Linked DNA regions of Homo sapiens: region 2 is linked to region 1. A link is a loop called in an ENCODE intact Hi-C map of the cell type or tissue named here. Cell type or tissue: IMR-90. All regions are shown on one strand. Links, peaks and the distances in the headings refer to the core of each region. The heading gives the core; the rest is flanking DNA. Region 1 overlaps ATP8B4 (ATPase phospholipid transporting 8B4 (putative)). Region 2 overlaps FAM227B (family with sequence similarity 227 member B).

Region 1 (17,020 bases), core at 7,431-12,430:
CTATTAAATTCTTGGTCAGACAAAGTTACATTTCCCAAGAGAGTCAGGTGACACTTGAGTGAGTTTGATGGATAATGAGCTAATGTGATATCTATAGGTCACAATTTTTTAAAACCAAAATTTTCAAGTCTGGGATAATCTTTCCTAAATGGGATCAAATGAAATAATATGTGTAAAAGAGTCAAATGCAGTCCTTTACCATAGTAACTGCCTATGGACGTTGTCTTTCCCTTACATGCCTGCCTACACTTAACCAGATGTTGGTTTTCAATGTCTAATTTGTCATTAGTTTCACCACATTTGCTCACTTTTTGTAACATTTTTGCAAGATTTGAAAACTTTCAGTAAATGTTTTGGCACTATTGGTACTTGATGTTTTATCTCTTCTTTATGGGAAATTCATTGGGGAGATTTTTGTTACATTAGTCCACGGGTATTTTTTTCTCTCCTTTACATGCTGGGGAAAATGTACTCATTCTTAGAATCAGAGTCAAGAATAAAATGAAACAATTGGACCTATGTGTAAGGGATAGGAAAGATTAGAAGTGGTCCAATTTTGCAAGTCCAGTTTAAATTAAATAAGGCTGTTTATAAACAAATAGTGTGGATGATTGTGAGAGAAACATATTATCAGCTTACTTTGGCCCCATGAGATCCAAGTAAACTCACACACCCATTGCGAGATCATTCAATTACAAGCGCCAGGGATTATTTTGAACCTGAAGATGAAAAGTGATGAGAGGTGGGTAGTGATGGTGGGGGCACTGGGGAATAATAACATTTTAATTTTACATAAATGTTATCAAATTATTTGGAAAGAAAAACTATTTTTTCTAGATTTAAGCTGATAATCTTGTGTTTTTAAAATCTCAGCCCAAGTTTTGAGCTATTATAGGTAATTGCAAATTGTGTTTCCCTGACTTAGCTCTGCTATCTTTGGCTCTCTCCTCTGCCTCCAGATGTATATACTTATGAAGGAAAGAAAGAGAGAGAGGAAGGAAGAAAGTAAGACAGATAAAGCAAGAGAGGAAAAAGTAATGGAGGAAAGGATGGTGGGAGGGAGAAAAGAGTTTTCCAGTTATATGTTTTTTTGAGATAATCTGACTCTCTGAAAAATAAATGTAATCCCTCAAAGAAAAAAAAAGTGGATTATATTTGACTCTTGAATAGTAAAATTTCCTTCACATCTTGTGTGAGAACAAGAAAATCTTACCAGAATGGGGGCCGGGAGCCCTGGCTTCCTGTCACAGTGATGGTGCTGATCTGTGTGAGCTGGGGCATGCCACCTGACTTCTCCAGGCCTTGGTGTCCTTGTCCATTGATAGAGAAATTGGGACAGGATGGTCTTAAAGCCCTTTTCTCATTTACCCAATCTGTGAGCTGTTCTTGTCAGTGTTGTCTGTTGTGTATTTGCAATTGCCTTTGTTAGAGAGACAGATTTTCTATATATATATATATATAGAGAGAGAGAGAGAGAGAGAGAGAAGAAACTGACTTGGATGTTCTCTTGAGGGCAGGGCCTGGCTCTTCAGGCTGTTGTACTGGTTTGTATTTCTCTAGACTAGCCCCTGATGCACTGCTGTCTCTGGCTTTTCTCTCAGCTCACCACAGAGCTGCTAAACCCTGTGGTGGCATTTTACCTGGGTCAGTTGAATGCTGTTTCTTGTTAATGATTCATGAAGGTATCTCCACACCCTCCTTTCCTCTCTCATCATTTTGAGTAACAAAAGTATCCAGATGTGAAGGTAAGATACTCATGTCCTGTTAAGAAGAGCTCATTTAAAAGTCCTCCCTACCTTGAATCTGGGCTTAGAGGAGATTCTTTGAGCCTTTGTTCCCTTGGGACCGAAGTTGAAGCAACAGAGCTTGAACAATTTTCTTCATAGTTATAGAGCACTTTGCAGTTTGTGTATCATTCTTACATAAACTGTATTGTGTCTGTGTAGATGTAAAGTGTGCAGATTTAGGGAAAAGTGTAAATAAATGTAAAAATGTTCAGAAATATATGTTTCAAATGTTCTTTTACCTTTCAGTGCAAATAAGAAAAATCTCCCTTCCTTCCTTCCTTTCCTACAGCATTTAGTGACGTCAGGTAGGTGTGGAAGGCAAAGGAAATAAAAATGTCTCAAACTATTTCTAAAAAGTCACTAGGAAATCCAACTAATGAGAAAAGCTCTACTTCTGATTTTTATGGTAAGAAATTGAATTACTCTGTTAGTGTGTGCACAAAATGCCTCAAGATTGATATAATCTAATTATCTCAGTTATATGACTCAGAATTATTATTTTACACTACAAAGAGTAGGCACAAAGTTAATAGTGTAGGAATCCAGGAATAATGATGACTTACAGACTTTGTGATGGAATTCTGCAGGCCATGGGTCAGATAACCGTGTGGGGGGGGGGGGTCACAATTTTCCAATTTTTACATTAACATCTGGTATTAAATGTCTGCAGTTTGCTCTACTGCGTCACATTTCATTCCTTGGTGAGAAATCATAAGCTTTTGCAATTCTCTAGCCTAAGCCTTTAGCTGAACTGCCTGGAAGCCAGAACTAAATGACCCACGTATTACCAAATGTGTATTGCAAAAGATTTGGAGGACCTTGCTGGGCTAATCTGTAGTTTGGGGCTATGACTTAACCCTATCTGTCCTTGAATTTCAAAACTTCCTGGCAGATCTATTCCTGTAACTGGTGCAGAATACAAATCAGCTTGGAGCTGCATACATAAACATCCAGATTTCAAGAAATAATAATGATTAGTTGGCCAGATATCTCTGGCTATCTCAATTCAGATTCCCATAAGGTTTATAAGGGCAAGTTAAAATTTTTAATAAACTGCAGCCCTAGACTTACACAGAAAATTCTTACTGGAGCAGGATGCATGGAGAGATGATAGTTAACTTGGAAGTAAAGTAATGATCAAGAAGAAATCTAGTTGTTTCACCCCTTGTAATAAATGTTTCTATACTCCCTGCCTTCTTCTAGGTAAATGTGAGCAATGATTAGGATGCTTCTTTAACAGCTGATGATTTTCCTTCTCATCCCCTTTCTGTCTCTGCTCCAGTATGTGACACTATAGAGATACAGGGAAGTATGAGATAATGCACCAAGATTGGACAGAAATAATAATATTGACCCCAAAACATCCTCAGAAAAGGTTTTGAATAAAATTCCTGTTACTGAATTTCTTGAGATAATGTCACTTTCATTAAATGACTACTGAAAAAGAATAAATTAATTTGGGATTATGATTAGTGACTGGGGGAGATATTAAGCTTATTTAACAAACAGTTGGACAGGGACACTGACCAATAAGAATGAACATGGGCCATCAATGGCTAGTCTTGCCCCACTGCTAATGGCAGCTGGCACTCTGACCTATTTGGACCACGTGATAAGTCACATTTGAAACTATACCTATTTTTCTTTATGAGGTGCCTATTTGGTCTAAACCAGATAAAAACAGCAAGATTTTTTTTTAAACCAAGTAACACCAAAAACACTATAGGGCAGGTCAAAATATTTTCCTGGTATCGTTTTGTGTGGTAGCTAATAGTTTTCTGAAGGTACGAGATGATGTGTTTTGAACAACAGGAATAGTTTCTAACTGCATATTATTGACAAAATATGTTTAGGTATTGTGTATGGTTTTTTGTCTCAATGAATACTAACATTTTTAATTGAAATATTTTTAAAAATATATATTTTACAATTATAATATAAATAATTGTGGTTCATAGTTTGGGAGCTTAGTTAAATACTTAGGGGTAGACAAGATGACCAGAATTATCTTTTTGATTGACAGGCAAGACTTTGTTTTACGGTTCCATTTCTTCCTCAAAGTTCTCATGTATGGTTCACACATAGCTTACATCTAGTAGACCTCTCAGATGAAATGTACTAACAAATTTAGTTCTACTGGACTAAATTTAAAATTAATAAGTGAATCAATCACTTAATAGAACACTGAGTGTGGAGAGGCCACGGTACAAGATAAATAAGAAATGGTTTCTTTTTCTTGCCTTCGGAGAGGTTCTAACCCAGTATCTTTCAACCATGCATTATACATACCACAGTTGATGGAATCTAAAATGCCCCCTTGTAAATGATGCACCATTCATTTACATACCACGGGAAAACAAGAAGAATATTGCCGCTTAGAGTTGTAAAGATGCCATTGGATGTAAGATTTACTTCTAATTTCAGAGATGTTAAATTATGAAATCTGGTAAGTATTGGATTGCAGGAGGTTTAAAAATATAGTTCATGTCAACTACTTTTTTATTGTATTGCTGTACAGGAAGCATGTCAGCATCTGCTTCTGGGGAGGCCTCAGGAAGCTTCCAATCATGGCAGAGGTGAAGGGGGAGCAGGCACATCACATGATGAAAGCAGGAGTAAGGAAAAGGGAGTGGGGAAGATGCCACACACTTTGAACAACCAGATCTCCTGTGAATTTATCACCAAGGGGATGGCCCAAGCCATTCATGAGAGATCCACCTCCATGATCCAAACATCTTCCACCAGGCCCCACCTCCAACATTGGGGATCACATTTCAACATGAGATTTTGGCAGGGACAAATATCCAAACTGTATCAGGACTAAGGACCAAGCCCTTCTCTGTCTCTTGGGACTAGGTAAGACCTGAAATTCTTATACGCTCCAAGGAGATGGAATGGACAGACTAGAGGTTCAGAGCCAGTCTAATTTGATATGAAAAGGTAAAAAAATTTGATACTTCTTACATCTCAGTTCTGTAGAAGAAACTCAAACCCATTGTGTAATTCTTTCACTTGATATTTGGTATAATAGTCATGGTCATCAGCTCATTCTGAGCAGGAGTGCTAATGAAGGATGTGTGTCTGTCAAGTCCAGGCTGCTTCATACAACTCTTGTGCACTCCACCCTCTATCCCCCCATCATCCTCACCCCCAGTTCTTCCTCCTATTCCCCACACTGTGGTGGTGTTGTTAATTCATCCACCCATTAGGCTGAAATGCAGGATATCAGGCCCAGGCCCCTAATTGCTGTTGTAGACTGGATACACATTCTTATCAACTCCCTTTACCATGGGCTTTTTTCTCTGACCCTCTGGTAAGTGGCCTGGGACCTTCTCTAAAATAGCATCATAAATCAGCCAGAGCTGGAGTGGTATCACCACAAAATGAAGAAGGAGATGAGTAGAGTACCTTCTACACATCCTCACCCTGGGTGGCTCAAAGAGGAACTATGCTTGTCTGAGTACCATTGATGATTGAGATAGAATTGTAAGGTGGGTGATCTGTCTTGCGTAGCCTCCTTCACTCTAATCTAATCTTACCACCTAACATGCCCTTCCCCATCTAGGTTACTCTTCTAAGTCTGCCTCAGTTACCTGCTGTAACCCCTTTAAAAGTGTTCCAGGTGATTCTCCTGCATTCGCCCAGGAGACTATGTACATACTTTCAACTTGATGCAGGAACTTCCTTCAGAATAAGCCTGCAGATGGCATTCAGTCTCTGCTCAGATGTTCCCAATGATGCAGTGCTCATGAGCTCAACGAAGCCAGCTCCCTTCGAACAGCTCCATTGGTGAGGAATCTCCTTCTTCTTTTGACCTGAGGTCTGTTTCCCCATCATTACCCTGCATTGTTTGCCTCTGCCCTTGCAAAAGAGACTGAATAAGTATCTCTCATGTGACAGCTCCTCAAATATTTGAAAATAGTTGTTCTGTCCTTTGAGTTAAATAGCAGCTTTTGTTGATTGTCTGTAGTCTTTAAATTAGTCTGTAGTCTAGATAGTGTGAGTTGGAATAGTTCCTGACCTCAAAAATGTTTTGATCTTCCTTGGGGACCTTGTCTAGATCTGGGAAGGAGTACCTTGAGGCTGAAAAAATATGAAAAAATAAAAACTGAGGAAAAGGTGGTGGTGGGAGAATAATTTCCAAAGAATGGCAAACTGATACCCAAATAGTCAAGGGGATTTCTCTAACACCACTTCTTAGTATGGGATAGTCCCGAATGTCCTTGGCATAAAAGAATTGATGAGAACAAAATCCAGCAACAAAGAAAAAATGTTTTCATAGTAAAAGAAAGGACTTGAGCATCATGGGGAGCTGGGAAAGGGGAATATTTGAGAGAAAGTCATGGGACAGATTGAGTCGTAGGAAAAAAGTGAAAGAACATTTATACTCTGTATAGTTTGACCACCTAGGAGAAGGAGGGGAAGGAGAAGCCAGGGGAATGGCTGACACTTTAGAAAGTCCATCGGTTACCTGTGGGACTGTTAGCAAAGATGCCTTCTCTAAGTGCATTTACCCACCTGGAAAATGGGGATCATGAGATGTTCCTTGAAGGATTGTGAGGATTACTAAGTGCTGGGTATTGTGCTAAGCCTCATAATAATTAGCTCATTCAATGCAATCTTCACAGCAACCCAGTGAGGTAGGCACCATTATTTTCCCCATTTTAAAGGGAAAGAATCAAACCCCAGAGAGGTTAAGTAACTTTCTCAGAGACGTATAATGGAAGAGCTGGGATTCAAACCCCAGGAGTGGCTTGTGCTCTTAACCCAATGCTATCTCTAGTTGACACTTAGGTCATAGATTTGGTCTTTTTTTTTTTTTAATTTTAACTTTTATTTTAGATTCAGGGGGTAGATGTGCAGGTTATATAGGTATATTGCACAATGCTGAGGTTTGGGATATGAATGATCCTGTCACCCAGGAAGTGAGCATAGTACCCAATAGTTTTTCAACACTTGCTCCCTTCCCCTAGTAGTCCCTGGTGTCTATTCTTGGCCATTTTTATATCCATGAGTACCCAATGTCTAGCTCCCACATATAAAGGAGAACATGAGGAATTTGGTTTTCTGTTCCTGCATTAATTTGCTTAGGATAATGGCCTCCATCTGTATCCATGTTGCTGCAAAGGACATGATTTTCTTCTTTTTTATGGCTATGTAATATTCCATGGTGTATATGTACCACATTTTCTTCATCTAATCCACCCTTGATTGGCATGTAGGTTGATTCCATGTCTTTGCTACTGTGCATAGTGCTGTGATAAACATACAAGTGCATGTATCTTTTTTGTAGAATGATTTGTGTATATACCCAATAATGGGGTTGCTGAGTTGAATGATAATTCTGTTTTAAGTTATTTGAGAAACTTCCAAAGTATGTCCACAGCGGCCGAACTAATTTATATTGCTACCAACAGTGTATAAGTCTTCCCTTTTCTCCACGGCCCTGCCAGCATTTGTTTTTTGACTTTTTAATAATAGCTGTTCTGACTGGTGTGTGATGGTATCTCATTGTGGTTTTGATTTGCATTTCTCTTATAAATACTGATGTTGAGAATTTTCTCATGTTTGTTGGTCACTTGTCTGTCTTCTTTTGAGAAGTGTCTGTTCATGTCTTTTGCCTACTTTTTAATGAAGTTATTTGTTTTTTGCTTGTTCTGCTGTTTAAGCTCCTTATAGATTCTGGATATTAGACCTTTGTCAGATGCATAGTTGGCAAATATTTTCTTCCATTCTGTAGGCTGTCTGTTTACTCTGTTGATAGTTTCTTTTGCTGTGCAGAAGCTCTCTAGTTTAATTAGGTCACACTTGTCAATTTTGGTTTTGTTGCAATTGCTTTTGAGGACCTAGTTGTGAATTCTTTCCCAAGGCCAATGTCCAGAATGGTGTTTTCTAGGTTTTCTTCTAGGATTCTTATAGTTTGAGGTTTTACTTTTAAATCCTTAATCAATCTTGAGTTAATTTTTGTTTACGGTGAAAGGTAGGGGTCCAGTTTTATTCTTCTGCATATGGCTAGCCATATAAACAAAAATTAAATCCACCATAAACAAAAATTAAAAATAAAAATTGACAAGTGGGACCTAATTAAACTAAAGAGCTTCTGCACAGCAAAAGCTTCTATCTCAGCACTGTTGATTGAATAGGGGGTCCTTTTCCCATTGCATATTTTTGTTGTCTTTGTCAAAGATCATATGGCTACAAGTGTGTAGCTTTATTTCTGGGTTCTCTATTCTCTTCCATTGGTCTATGTGTCTGTTTCTGTAGCAGAACCATGCTGTTTTGATTACTGTAGCCTTGTAGTATAGTTTGAAGTAACATAACGTGATACCTCTGGCTTTGTTCATGTTGCTTAGGATTGCTTTGGCTATCTAGCTTGTTCTTGGGTTCCATATGAATTTTAGAATAGCGTTTTTCCAGTTCTGTGGAAATGACATTTGTACCTTGATAGAAATAGTATTGAATCTGTAGATTGCTTTGGGCAGTATGGCCATTTTAATGAAATTGATTCTTCCAATCCATGAGCATGGAATGTTTTTCCATTTGTTTGTGTTATCTATGATTTCTCTCAGCAGTGTTTGTAGTTTTCCTTGTAGAGATCTTTCAACTCTTTGGTTAGATGTATTCCATGTATTCCTAGATATTTCATTTTTGGGGGGGCTATTGTAAATTGGATTGTGTTCTTGACTTGATTCTCAAAGCTTGAACATTTTTGGTGTATAGAAATGCTACTGATTTTTGTGTGTTGATTTTGTATCCTAAAAGTTTATTGAAGTTGTTTATCAGTTCCAGGAGCCTTTTGGCTGAGTCTTTAGGACTTTCTGTCTATGGAATCATATCATCAGCAAAGAGAGATCATTTTACTTCTTCTTTTCCTATTTGGATGCCTTTTATCTCTTTCTCTTGCATGATTTCTCTAGCTAAGACTTCTGGATTCATTCTTCATAGTTTCTGGTAGCTTAATTTTTGGTCACAAATGTGCACACTTCCTATTAAGGCTCTTCTTTTTTATCTGATTCCCTTAGACATTCAACACCCTTCAATATTTCTTAGCTGTTTCTTTATTTTCTCAACTTCTAAGCTATGAGTCAGTTTAAGGAAAAAAAAAAGAATTTTCTTTGAAAGTTACCTTATCTGCTTTTGTTTCTACAGGAGAAAGTCAGAACCTGACTTGAGCTAACACTAGGCAAGTGTCCATTTTCCATGGACCCCTGCTTTGGTGCTTCTTCAGATACATATGCTGGAATCAATCACTGTAAATTCTAAGCAAGTTGCTTTTTGCCTATAATAATTTTATAAATTATTCAGCATTCATACTATACTATATAAATATATATTTATACATATAAATAATCAATCACTGTAAATTCTAAGCAAGTTGCTTTTTGCCAATCATAATTTTATAAATTATTCAGCGTTCATACTATACTATATAAATGTAAATATATATTTATACATATAAATATGTATAATCTGAAAATGTTATATATAACTATAGTATGAATATAGTATATTAATATTATATTTTTGTATGATCACCAAAGTATTCTTTAGCTGGGTCAGCAGGAAGGGGATGCTTCAGATTTTTGAGTCAGGCATCAGAGGCCTGAAAGTTTGAAACACTTGTTCACTTTTGATTGCTGGCTTCCAGTTTTTGGTGCAGATCACTGGCAAAGAAACCTTCCATTTTAAATCTCTCTTGAGATGCTAGATTTTTGTTTTAAATGTGATCATAGGTGGTTTGAATGGATGCATAGTCAGCCAGAAAGTTGATTTGGATCCTGAAGTTCCCTTTACCATATACAGAATTGCCAAGAACAATATGCCTATACTGCCAAGAAATTCGTCTCACTAACCTGGATATGACAAAATACTTGCCACAGCATTTCTTCACACTCCTCTGTCCTATTCCTGCTGGCCGCCACTTTTTGAGATGGCACTGCTGCATTTGTCTGCCTTACTTCTCCACAAAATCAAATCAGAAATATGGAGATGTTCAGCAAGTCACAAAAGGAAGTTCTTTCTTCTATGATTCTATCAGTTCCACTCAATTAAGAATGCTCACCCCACCTCTGCCAACCCAGAAGCTCTGCATCCTTATAACTAGATGTGTTACAAGATGTTAGATTAGAAGTTAAGATGTGCTTGCTAACCTCAGTGACATGGTTGTCTCTATCCCTGCTTCTACAACTCCTTATGCATTCCTCTCTAATCATACTTGTTATGTTTTTACTTATTGTATATTTACAAGCCTCTCTGCTCCTCCAGAGAGAGAAGTCCTGTAAGAGAGGGTCTATGTCTTGTCTTTGAATTAGCAATGCATTGCACAGTTCCTGGCAGATAATTTATTGTCACAATATCTGTTAAATAAATAAATGGTCATGATTCAGACTTACTGTTGAAATAAGAGTTCCATTCCACAGAAAGCACTGACGTGGTCTTTTTGGCAACATTAGACTTGGAAAACACGTCTCTTATTTAACCAAGGAGGCATGAATATTGTGTGCTGACCACATCCTGGAGATAAATTCTATAGTTTCATTGCTTCAATTATTCTTTTGGATCAATATCCGGCAAGGAGTAAAACCCACAGTAGTGACTGAGCCCCTAAAAATACCTCATCAACTAAACCTCATGCATGGAAGATCTATTTTAAATGCAGTGCAGTCTTTTGGGCTTTAGACAGTTTCCTCTCTGACTAATAAGGCATTTTTTCTTGGACTTGACTTCTTATATTTACATGTTCCTCAGCCTTGGTAGTCTTTACTTGTTTATATTTTATCATTGCTTATTATATCTATTCATGTTGCAAGCTACTTTGAATCCTTTACGAAACGAGATGGGATATGGCTAAAGAGACATTGTTGTGTCATAGACAGATAACTGGGATTTAAATTGGAGATTTTGGGGATTTAAATTGGAAACTTTTGGGGGAGAAGGAGAAAGGAAGTTGACTTTCTTCCACTGATCCATCCTTTGGTCATGGGCAGGTCACTTCTTTCGCTTTTGCTGTTTGCTTCTGTTAGTTGATGTAGATAGTTGAGAATCATTCCTTCAAAAATGGTGACTGAAAGGTTGGAGTTTTGTTTGTTTTTTCTAGAATACAACTTATTCATGGCACTAAAAATAACCCACAGTCATGTCTTCTCAGCAGTTATTTTCAGCCCCCAAAGAATTGCTGTGGTTTCATTCTTCAAGTCCTTAGGGTCTGGCTGTGTCTTGGGGACATTCTTGCTACTTCTTGGCAAATCAATTAATGAAGCAACAGGCTGCATATCTGGCATCAGTGGGAAATACAGAAGCAGCATCAAACACAGGCTTTCTCTCAGGGGACTTCAGGTTAGCATGGAACAGAGCCCGGCACATGGATATGTGGGCAGTGAAATGGCCCTGCACTTGGAATAGAACACCTGGGTTCCTGGCCAGGCTATGGAATCTTGAGCAATTGTATCTAATTTTTCTAGACTTAATTCCCTCACAAATAGAATTGATAGTGGGGCTGTAGTAAGAATTAAACAAGTGAATGAACAGCAAAGAAGTTTACAGTTTGCAAAATAATATGTCAGGAGTACGTGCTATAATAAAGAAGTATTATTTGTATTTGATACAAAGCAACATGTCTAGAGACATGCATACCTGAATTCATGTCTTTACCAGCTGTCTGGTTGGGGGCAAGGCACTTGACATCTCTGAGTTTCAGTTTCCTAATGTGTATAATGGGTATATTAATACCAGCATCATAGAGCTCCTGGGAGCATGGGTGGCACTGTGTAGAAAACATAAAGGGTGGCTGGCACATGGTATGCACTGAACAAGTAGAAGCTTTCATTTCACTATTACTATAGTGTAACAATGAAAATAATATATAATTTGGTGCTAAATTGTTTGCCTATGGCCTGTGGGTAGTGTAGAAGTTTAGAGAAGAGGCATGCCAGCTGTTTTTGGAGTCTTGTTAAAAAGGCCCATAGAAGAGGTGTGATTTGAGATAGGCCTGGAAGGTAAGTAAGCTTTGCCTTGGTGGAACAAACAGTAGAGTTAACACAAATTAGTCCTGTGGCCATAGACAGCATAGTTCAGGCAGGATCACACTTATATTCATATTATTCTTGGACCTTCTGTAGCACCTAGCTTGGAAGTTATTTATGTATTTGTTTGCCTCCTCATGAGATCCTAGAAACATGTCATTTTTATCTTTATATTCCTATTTTATTTCTTAAGACTTTATCTTTTTTTTTTGGACGGAGTCTCACAGTGTTGCCCGGGCTGGAGTGCAGTGGTGCAATTTTGGCTCACTGCAACCTCTGTCTCCCAGGATCAAACGATTCTTCTGCCTCAGCCTCCCGAGTAGCTGGGATTACAGGCACCCGCCACCACGCCTGGCTAATTTTTTGTATTTTTAGTAGAGACAGAGTTTCACTATGTTGGCCAGGCTGGTCTCGAACTCCTTACCTTGTGATCCACCCACCTTGGCCTCCCAAAGTGCTGGAATTACAGGCGTGAGCCACCACGCCCAGGCAAGACATTATCTTTTTAGAGCAATGTGAAGTTCACAGCAAAATGGAGAGGAAAGTGCCAGTATTTCCCATATATATTCCTTAAAGTAATGGCTCTCAACTCTGTGACTATCAAGTGGAGAGCTCTTAAGAATGTCTATGCTGGGCCTCACACTAAACCTATGAAATTGAAATCTCAGGGTATGAGGCCCAAGTGTTGGTAATTTTTCAAATATCCCAGAGGTTCACAACATGACTGTAGGTTGAAAACCATTGCCTTATAGCACCAACCACACATGAACAGATTTGTTCAATTGTTGAGATGGTTGGATGAAATGGAGTACTTCAGAAAATACACTGGACTGAAATTAGAAGTTGCGGGTTGTAGCTTCAGCTCTGCCCTGACTGCTGTGTAAGGTGGTCAGATCCTTCAGCCTCCCTGGGCTCTGTGTCCTCATCAGCATTATAGGGAGGTTGCACCCTATGTCTCTTCAAGCCTTGATGGCCTATGATGTAGCTAAGCAGATGTCATCCTACCCTCTTTAGTTTGGGAAGTCAAATCTAGTGATGGAATGGTGTGGGTGCTTTTCTTGCTTTCTCATAATACACTTCTCTCCTCACCATGCCAGCCCCACCTAGATGCACATCAGAGGAGCTTACAGAGGACGTTTGAAGACTGTTTTCTTCTTTTCCCAAGAAATGCTATGATATTGTCAGTCTGTGTTTATTTCTAACGAAGGAAATATGTCCCCTTTATTGGAAACACCTTGTGGAAGGAGGCAAGGGCCTCTCTCTGCAGTCTGGCAACTGACAGCAGAGATGCCGGCTTAGCCCCACCTGTCCCCATAGCCAAGACAGACATGGCCCCAAATGCTTCTGTACGTAAACCTTTGTGAAGTTTCCTGTGGGCACAGCACAGATTGGGCCTCAGTTGCTGCTTCTGGCCAAAGTAACTCAAACCACATGACTGGAGAGGAATCAAGGTGAATGTACTTGCACTAGAGGCAAAAAATGTAAGCAAGTGGTACCTTCTCACCTTGGTCGTGAACACCTCTCTCGTGGACCAGGCATTGGCCAGACCTATAAAGTAATAGCAAATGCCAGTCCTGAAAATCACTGTGGACTTGAAGTAGGCTATCTGATGTTCCTTATAAGACAGCCATCCTTTTTCACTCAATAAACAACAGAGGGGACAGGAAATTAGAAGGAAGGTAGTAAACATGTGAGGAATTTCTTTTGGCACCCCACCTTCTCCGTCTGAGCCTAGAGCCAGGAGGTGGAGCAGACAAAGCTCTTGTGCCTGGTCCTCAAGCTCTTTCTTCATCTCTTCAACGTAGGCTGGGTTGCCCCATGTTTGTCAGAGTTTTAAGGAGGGGTCCTTGGCCTGTGAGTGTGTGGTGGCAATAGCCATTCTCAGAAAAATGCATCTTGCAGGAAGAAAATCAGCATCTTTAGAATCCTATAGAAAACAGTCCTCTATGATGCTGTCCTTCTGGTGATTTATAAACAGGATTTCCTGTTAGACCTCAACTGAGCTTCAACTCAACATTGCCAGGTCTGTCCTGCAGACCCTGGCTGAGCGACAGATGAAAGGAATACTCAGACACAGGTATCCCATGAAAGAGTGACTAGGGGACTGCCTGGCACTAGGTGGCCGAAGAGTCAGCAGCCCCAATAAGCCGGAGCTGCTTGTATTTATTCAGTACTGGTATAATGTCAAAGGCCTGGAGCCAACACAATCTATGGGTAATTAACATTGTCATTCCCCCTTGCAGGGAGCAGTCTTGCATGCGGATGATCAAAGGTCGGTCTCTGGATGACATACGTAAATAAGCTTATCTAGAGAGGCTACCTGCAACCGAGAATGTTAAGGTATTTCCTTTGCCATAATGTAGCCATAATTGTGTTTGGGCAGGTACACAGTAAGGGTTAGAACTTTTATAACTTACACACAGTGGGAGGATTGTGAAGTGATATGTAGCGTTACCTGGCACCTTAGTCCAATGTGTGTTATTAATGAGGGACCCTACCGGGGGCAACTCAATCCCTCCCAGCCAAGCAGTTATGTTATTAGAGGCTGGAAGGGCGTGTCTGCCAAGGTAACAGGGCAGAAGAAAGATGGATCTAAGAGATGAGCCCAATAGAGTGTAGCAGGTGCGGGTTGCAGGCAGAGTGAGAGAATAAGAAAGGTTAATACTCTGTGAGACTTGCAATGTACAACAGAAAGCATAGCAAGGAACAGATTATCTGGAATGAATGGTGTCTGTGTCTGGAGCAGGATTTGCTCAGCCTCCTGAGTTTTCTTCTTCAGCATTCCCCAGGTAATGTCCGGGGCCTGTGTCATCCAAGGAAGCTGCATCAACTGGGGCTGCGGGTCCTGCAGGGTCATTTCCTTCATTTCTGGTACCGGGTTGGATCCTAGCCATGCCATGGTATGGTTTGATGAGTCATGCTGGAATCCAAAGAGGGCTTGAGGGGGTGTGAACACAAGCATGTCCTCTTCCCCATGTTAGCAAATCATTTGGACCACACCATACATTACTATTTACATGTTTCCGTAAAACCGCAGGTTTTATGTTTTGAGAGCATTTTGCAAAATGCTTTTCTATGGCTGATTGAAATTTATCATCTACATTTAAAAAATTAAGGGTAAATAAGGCTTTTGCCAATAGTGTTGCAGGGTCCTTACCCATATTCCTTCTTTTCTGTTTTTTGAGCATATTTTTAAGGGTGGAGTGGACATGTTCTACTATGGCCTGTCCTTAGGGGTTTTAAGGGATGCCTGTGGAATGTTGGATGTTCCACGTGTGACAAAATTGTTGAAATTGTGAGCTGACATAAGCCGGACCATTATCAGTTTTAATTTTTGTGGGCCACTCCATAAACACAAAAGTAAAGAGAAGATGTTTAATGATATATTGGGCAGACTCTCCAGGAAGAGCATGAGCGCTTATTAAATGGGAACTGGTATCAACAGATACATGTACATATCTTAGTTTTCCAAATTCAGGGATGTGTGTAACATCTGTTTGCCATAATTGATTAGGTTCTAGTCCTCTAAGGTTAACACCTGTTGAAGGAGGGGATGTGACTGTGAGCTGGCAATCTGGGCATTGTAAAATAATTTGTTTAGCTAGTCTTTGGGTAACTTGAAATTGTTTAGATAAATTTCTCCAATTTTCGTGGAAAAATTGGTGTGATTGGGTGGCTTGGTCAAGCAATGATGTCATAACCTGCAGGTCTGCTTGATTATTGTCATAAGCTGGTGGCCTGGGGAGTGAGGTGTGGGCCCGAATGTGTGTAATAAAAATAGGATGTGTACATTGATCTAGCAATTGCTGAAGTCAAAGAAAATGTGTACACAGGGTGGGCTCAAGAGTAGACTTAATGAGGGCTGTCTCAAGGTACTGCAATAAATAAATGGAGTAAGCAGAGTCACTAACAATATTGATAGATTGAGCAGAAAAGATTTCTAGGGCCAATATTAGGGCTCCAACCTCAGCTGTCTGAGTGCTAGTAAATCCAGATGGAGTGAGGGAGTTATGCAGTTCCCACTAGATAACTGCTTTTCCATTTTTACCAGAGCCATCAGTAAAAAGCGTTAAAACATTAGGTATGGGGGAGTGAACTACTTTTGTAGGTATAACTACAGGAGTACAAGATAAGAACTTGTACTCTTATCTATCTGAAGTAGTTTGTCAGCAGGAAGGGCATCTTCTATATGGCCTGCTGCTATCTGCAGGTCTAGAGATAAGGGCAAAACTGCTTTGAATTGTTTTTTACGCAAGGGAATTTTTGTGACATCAGGGTCATAACCTAGCAATTGATTGCATCGTCTGCAGCCTGTATAGATAACTTTACTAACTAGCTGGATATAGGGAGATAGTGTTTTAGTCCCAATATGTGAGCAAAAAACCTGTTCTAGAAAATGCAGCCCAGGGGCCATCTGTCCTATTAATCCTGTTGAGGAATGTTTAGTAGGAAAAACAAATAATTGGACTGAATATCATGGGCCTATGCTATCTAGTTGCCTCTGAGAAATAGTTTGCTCTATTTCCTCAATTTCCCTTTGTGCTGCAGGGGTTAAATACCTGGGGGAGTCTAGGGCTGCATTGCCTTTTAGGATAGAAAACAGGCTTATAACCTATAAATAGTTATGCCTAAGGTGGGGCAAAACCAGTTAATATTACCTAGTGTTTTTTGATAATCATTTAAGGTGTGTAAGTTGTTAGTATTTAATTTAACCTTCTGGGGTCTTACTGACCGGGAAGTTAGTATCTATCCAGGATATTTCCAAGGAGAGGACATCTGTACTTTTTCAGGTGCTATGATTAAACCTCTTAATTGTGTATTCTTTTTGACAGAGGCATATAAACTTACAAGTATTGGCTCTGGTGGGGCTGCCAGTAATTTATCATCCATAAAATGAATAATCTTGCAATTAGGAAATTCTTTTCTACTGGGGAGCAAAGTCTGATTTACATGATACTGACACATGGTAGGACTGTCCAGCATTCCATGAGGAAGTACTTTCCAATGAAATTGGCAAACTGACCTTTCATTATTGATAGCTGGTATTGTAAACACAAATTTTTCCCTGCCCTGTTTTGCAAGAGGAATAGTATAAAAACAGTCTTTTAAGTCAATAATGACTACAAACCAATCTAGAAGAATCACCACAGGGGAAGGGAGCCCCTGTTGAAGGGGCCCCATAGGTTGCAAATTAGCATTGATAGCATGTAA
Region 2 (5,000 bases), core at 1-5,000, 360 kb after region 1:
TTTCAAGTTATTTAACTTCCAAGATAATTTTCCATGTCTACCATAAGATCGCCTGCAAATACCTCCCCCAGATATATTGGTCTGTTGGTTGGTAGCATTAGTCAGAGGGGCTGGGTTTAATTTTGAAACAGCAGGTTTCCATTATATTATGAAATGAATTATTAGCATATTATACTAAATGACATTAAAATGCTGTGTTATGGAGAAGTGAATGATAAGACTTTGAATACCTGAGAGATTTAGTCATCAGTTTGCATAAAACAATGTGATATATTTCTATTCATTTGCAACAATGACATTTGTATCATGCTTAGGTATTAGAATGACTCTTTGCAGTGAGGTGTGCTTATTATTCTGTCACTGAATTGGAATTGGTTTGTCCATTAGTTTAATAAATATTTGCTGAGTGCAATGAACATTTACTGAGTCCTTATATTTCCTGAGTATTAAATATATTTACTGAGTGCTTAACAGCTGCTCTTAAAGGAGCTTCGGATACATAAGGGAACAAAACAGTATCCTTTTCCTTATGGAACTTATGGGCTAGTGAGGAGAGACAGACAATAACCAACAAGTGTGATTAAATAAGTTACATAGAATGTGTAGCAGGCATACATATACCTACCATACACCTCTAGACTGGTATGAATACTGTGTGAGGGAAAAAAAAGAGCCTCCAACTGAGAGGATTGCAGGGGAAGCAGTATCCTAAGAGGACAGCTAAGTTTTCATTAGAGTAAATCAGTGCAATGTATAAATCTAGCAAAATGTTAGGAAAAGTTTTCACTAATAAAGTCCGTCTTGTAACATGGACTTCCAGGACAATACTGGACCTTGTTAAACACAGAATGAAGTCAACCAGAAAGTTTGCAACAAAAACAAAACTGAAATTGCAGTTCTTGACAATATACGTTTCTTTGTTCAACTGAATTTTTTGAATTTATTGCTGACTCTATGTTTAGGGTGTGTGTGTGTGTGTGTGTGTGTGTGTGTGTGTTTGTGTGTCTCCCACTAAGGCAATAGAGTTGATACTGGTTTGGCAGTTGTTTAATATATGCATATTTATATTTAAGACTCAAGCATTAAAATTACTGTTAGGGTCAAAGCACAATGGTAACTTATACATGTGCTCTACAACTGACATGCTAAAGACTTAGGAAGTTTTTTTCTTGACAGTCTGTCAGCTATCACTTATGGTTCTTAGTGGTTCCAAAGGCTCATTTGTTCCAAATCTGATCCTCATAAAATTGATTATATATCTATAGGTATGTAATTGTTTTAAATTTTGAAGCATGGATTTTATTAACACTATTACAGTGCCTGACACTGTACTATTGACTACACACATACATACACACACACACATATATATATATATATACACATACATACATACACAGACCCCTTTATATATTTGTGTAACTGAAATAGATGTGGACATATATAACATAAGTGTGTGTGTATTTGTGTTGCTTAAGTAGATGAGTGTAGGTGGATGGATAGATAGACACACAGGTATGCCTAGTTGCTTAAGTAGATAAGTGTAGATGGATGGATAGATAGACATACAGGTATGCCTATCCATCCTCTATTGAGATAGAGATAAAAATTCTCTAAATGCTAGATTAATGGCATAGATTGACATGCAGTGGGAATTTATAGAAGAGAAAAATCATCGTAAGGCAGGACCAAGTCTGGTAATCATTAAAGAGGAGAATCTTGATTTTGTTCTTGATGGCAGAGCAGGGTATGGATTGATAGTGAGAAGTTGAGACATTCTGGATGATAGAGACAATATAGACAAATCCCAGAGACACAAGGAAGTATGGTGCGTGTACAAAATGACATGAGAACAATGGTCTAAGGATACTATGAAGTTTGTGAACAGTGAGGAGATTGGACCAGATGGATGGAACCAATTTGTTGATGGTTTTGATTTCTAGTTTAAAGAATTTTACCCAAATTCAGTGAGCCCTAGAGAGACAACATGGGTTCTACAATTGGTAATTGACATAGTTTAAATGACATTTTAGGAATATTAGGTAACTAAACAGGAATTGAGACGAGGACTTGGAACAGAAAAACAAATAGGATGCTATTGCTAAACTTTAGGTACAATTTAATGAGGTCATGAAAGTAGTGAGGAAGAGATGAGACTGAGGGACATTAGGTAAGAAGAGTTGAGCAATCTTGGTGATTACTGGATAAAGGAACAGATTCAAGAAGAAGATTCAGGACACAGTCACCACTAAAATATGGTAACAATGACTACATTATTATGAAATTATGGAGTTTCAGTAAGTTTAGTTAATTGAATGAGATGAGCAATGTGGGTGCCAGGTTTGATCATTTATGTAGAAGACCATGCTATTTAATACATCAATGCTGCACCAACATCCCACTCTTCCAGCTCCATAAAAACTGAATGTGAAGATAATTTTTTAAACCACATTTGCTATTGTTATTCTGATTATAAAGATCATATATATTAATGTAGAAAATTTGAAAATGAAGTATTTAGAAGACAATAAAATATCACCTGTGATTTAACCTTAATAACATTAAGGCATGGTAAATATTTATCTTCTGAAAGGGAATAAAAATTCCAATATTATTTTTGAAACAGTGAATGGAGATAATTAGGAAGATTTATTAGCAAGAAAGTAACATTTTTCTTTTTTCATTATAGAGCAATATCATAAAAGTTGGACAGATGAATAGCTAGTTGAGTGACATGTACAATAAATGAGAAATATGAAAAATTAATAATTAACGCTGTAAACTATAGAAACTTAAAATTGAATTGAGATAAGCACTGCCACCTAGCAAAACAATAACAGACAGGAATAAAGAAAAGGGAGAAAAGCTGAAAAATGTTACATGATTCATTCTAAGAAGGCCTATGAGCGTGAACTGCTGAACACACTAAGCTTTCAAGGATAAGGGATGAAGTACTTCAAAAGCAAAAAGTTTTGATCTCTTGCTTTTCCTGATGGATTCTATTTAAATTGTATACAGGACTAGCATCACTATCAATGCTATCAAATATCTTGTGCTTTCAAACCTGTGACTGACAGAATTTTTTAAAAGTATAGATGTGTTTTTACCTCACATAGTGATTGCTGCATTTGTTAAATAAGTTATTTTTAAAAACAGATTCTAAAGGACTTGCCAATATATAACACAGACCTTTGTATGGCAATAGATAAGATTATGTAGGCATGATGACAAGACTGGAAAGATCTTTGTATATAAAATTTATTATATATTTTATCAATAGATTATTAATATGGATCAGTTAGTAAGCAAGTATTAATAGTATTAAGTACTTTTTGACGTTCTATTTCCTTACCAGATTACATGGGGAATTTTAAAAAGGCAATAGTTACTTTTACTTTTATCACACTCAACATATATTTATCATACAGTGCTTGATACAAACATGGTAGAATTGTCAATATATGCTTGTTTAACTGAAGTAGATGAATACACATATACATAAACATTGCATATATATATGTGTGTGTGTGTGCATATGTGTGTGTGTGTGTGCAATCAATTACTATATTAGAGTGCAATAGGATTCAGAGAAGGAAAAAAATTGTTATAAGGCAGGGGCAAGTTTGGGAATAGCTCATTAAACTTGAGCTTTGTCCTTAAGAGCAGAGCAGGGTATGGATTGATTGACAGTAGGAAGTAGAGATATTCTAAGCAGTGGGGACAGTATAGACAAAACTCAGAGGCAGAATCAATTTGCAACTTGTGTAAATCATGATAAATACAATGGACTAAAGAAACTACTAGGTGTATATTGAACAGTGAGAAGATTGGACAGTCGAGTTAGAGCCAATTGTTTGACAGCTTTGGGTGCTAGTTTAAGAGATTTAAACTAAACCCAACAGGCAAAAAAGAGCCAATATGGGTCTTCAATTGGTGACTGAAATAGTCAAAGTAGTATTATAGGAAGATTAAAGAATTAGGCAGTATATGAGATGGGAAGGAATTTGAAACAAGAAAGATTAAGGAGCTATTGCTAAATTCTAGGCATGAAGTAATAAAGCTGTAGGAGGATGAAGAAAGAGATGAATCTGAATGGATGTTGAGAAAGAAGTTAGCTGAGTGTTGGTGATTTACCATATTCACAGAGTCAAAGGGAAGGAGAGACAAGAATAAGAGCTGACTAAATTTTGAGTATAAAAGTGAGAATATTTACTTCCGGCACTGCTGATTAGAATATATTCTGGAAAAAACTTTCAGAAAATCAGTTTTTCAATTTTATTTCCTGTAATCGTCCTAAGAAAATCAGAAATATAAAGAAACATATATAAATTGTTCATATTTATCTTCATAAAATAATTGAAATAACCAAAAATAATCAACAATCGGAGATATATAATAAAGAAGTGATAGTAAAGTAGAAGCCCTCTCATCTAGCCTGGTTGTATCTATTAATTGGTTGATTAATGGAAAAATTTCAGTCAAGTGGAGAATCATTAAGGTGATATGTACATGCCCTAAATATATTTACTTCAAACATAAAAAGGTACATTCGTCATTTTTCGATGTAGAGCTATGCCCTTTCCTCTGAGTATGATTCTAATAATGATTATACCCATTAAATATTGTCTATAGTATCCAGTATCCATTTCTTTAAAATGAACTAAGAATTCAGTGACATCTGCCAAACAACTTAAGTGCATAATTTCTCTAGATTTTTATTACTTTTTCTTGTTGTTTTGCCCACCTAATTAAGCAGCAAAGTTTTTAATTACTCACCTTCTTCCATTGCCACTCCTTAGCCACTATAAGGACAGGCTCCTATTCTGAAGAATATGGAAAACAATTGCAATTTTAAACAGAGGATGCATGATCTGAAATATATTTTAACAGAATCACTTTGGCTGCTCTGTTTGAGAATGGACTGTGGTGGGGGAGGGAGAACTTTTGTGCACTTTGTATTCCATAATCATTCTGATGCAAAAACAATTGTAACTCTCTTT

The links. A loop is a pair of places that touch in the nucleus more often than their neighbours do. Peaks named below come from ENCODE experiments on the same cell type or tissue, not always from the same donor. Only the 100,000 strongest peaks of a DNase experiment are listed, where the experiment ranks them.
Region 2: a loop joins it to region 1, with 4 times the contacts of the local background. A loop is called at or near these places in 2 of 110 quality-filtered maps.

What each region holds. Positions count from the first base shown.
Region 1 is chr15:49,841,586-49,858,605 of GRCh38, reverse strand. ATP8B4 (ATPase phospholipid transporting 8B4 (putative)) reads left to right here. Exons shown (of 28, transcript NM_024837.4): 28 at 1-368. Among named protein-coding and RNA genes, the nearest start is that of DTWD1, 230 kb to the right of the region's middle. In IMR-90, for the core only: no CTCF peak of the experiment used is centred there; a DNase peak (open chromatin) is centred at 10,215; H3K27ac peaks cover 2,799 bases.
Region 2 is chr15:49,490,254-49,495,253 of GRCh38, reverse strand. All of the region lies in intron 11 of FAM227B (family with sequence similarity 227 member B), which reads left to right. Among named protein-coding and RNA genes, the nearest start is that of FGF7, 70 kb to the right of the region's middle. In IMR-90, for the core only: no CTCF peak of the experiment used is centred there; a DNase peak (open chromatin) is centred at 2,193; H3K27ac peaks cover 1,844 bases.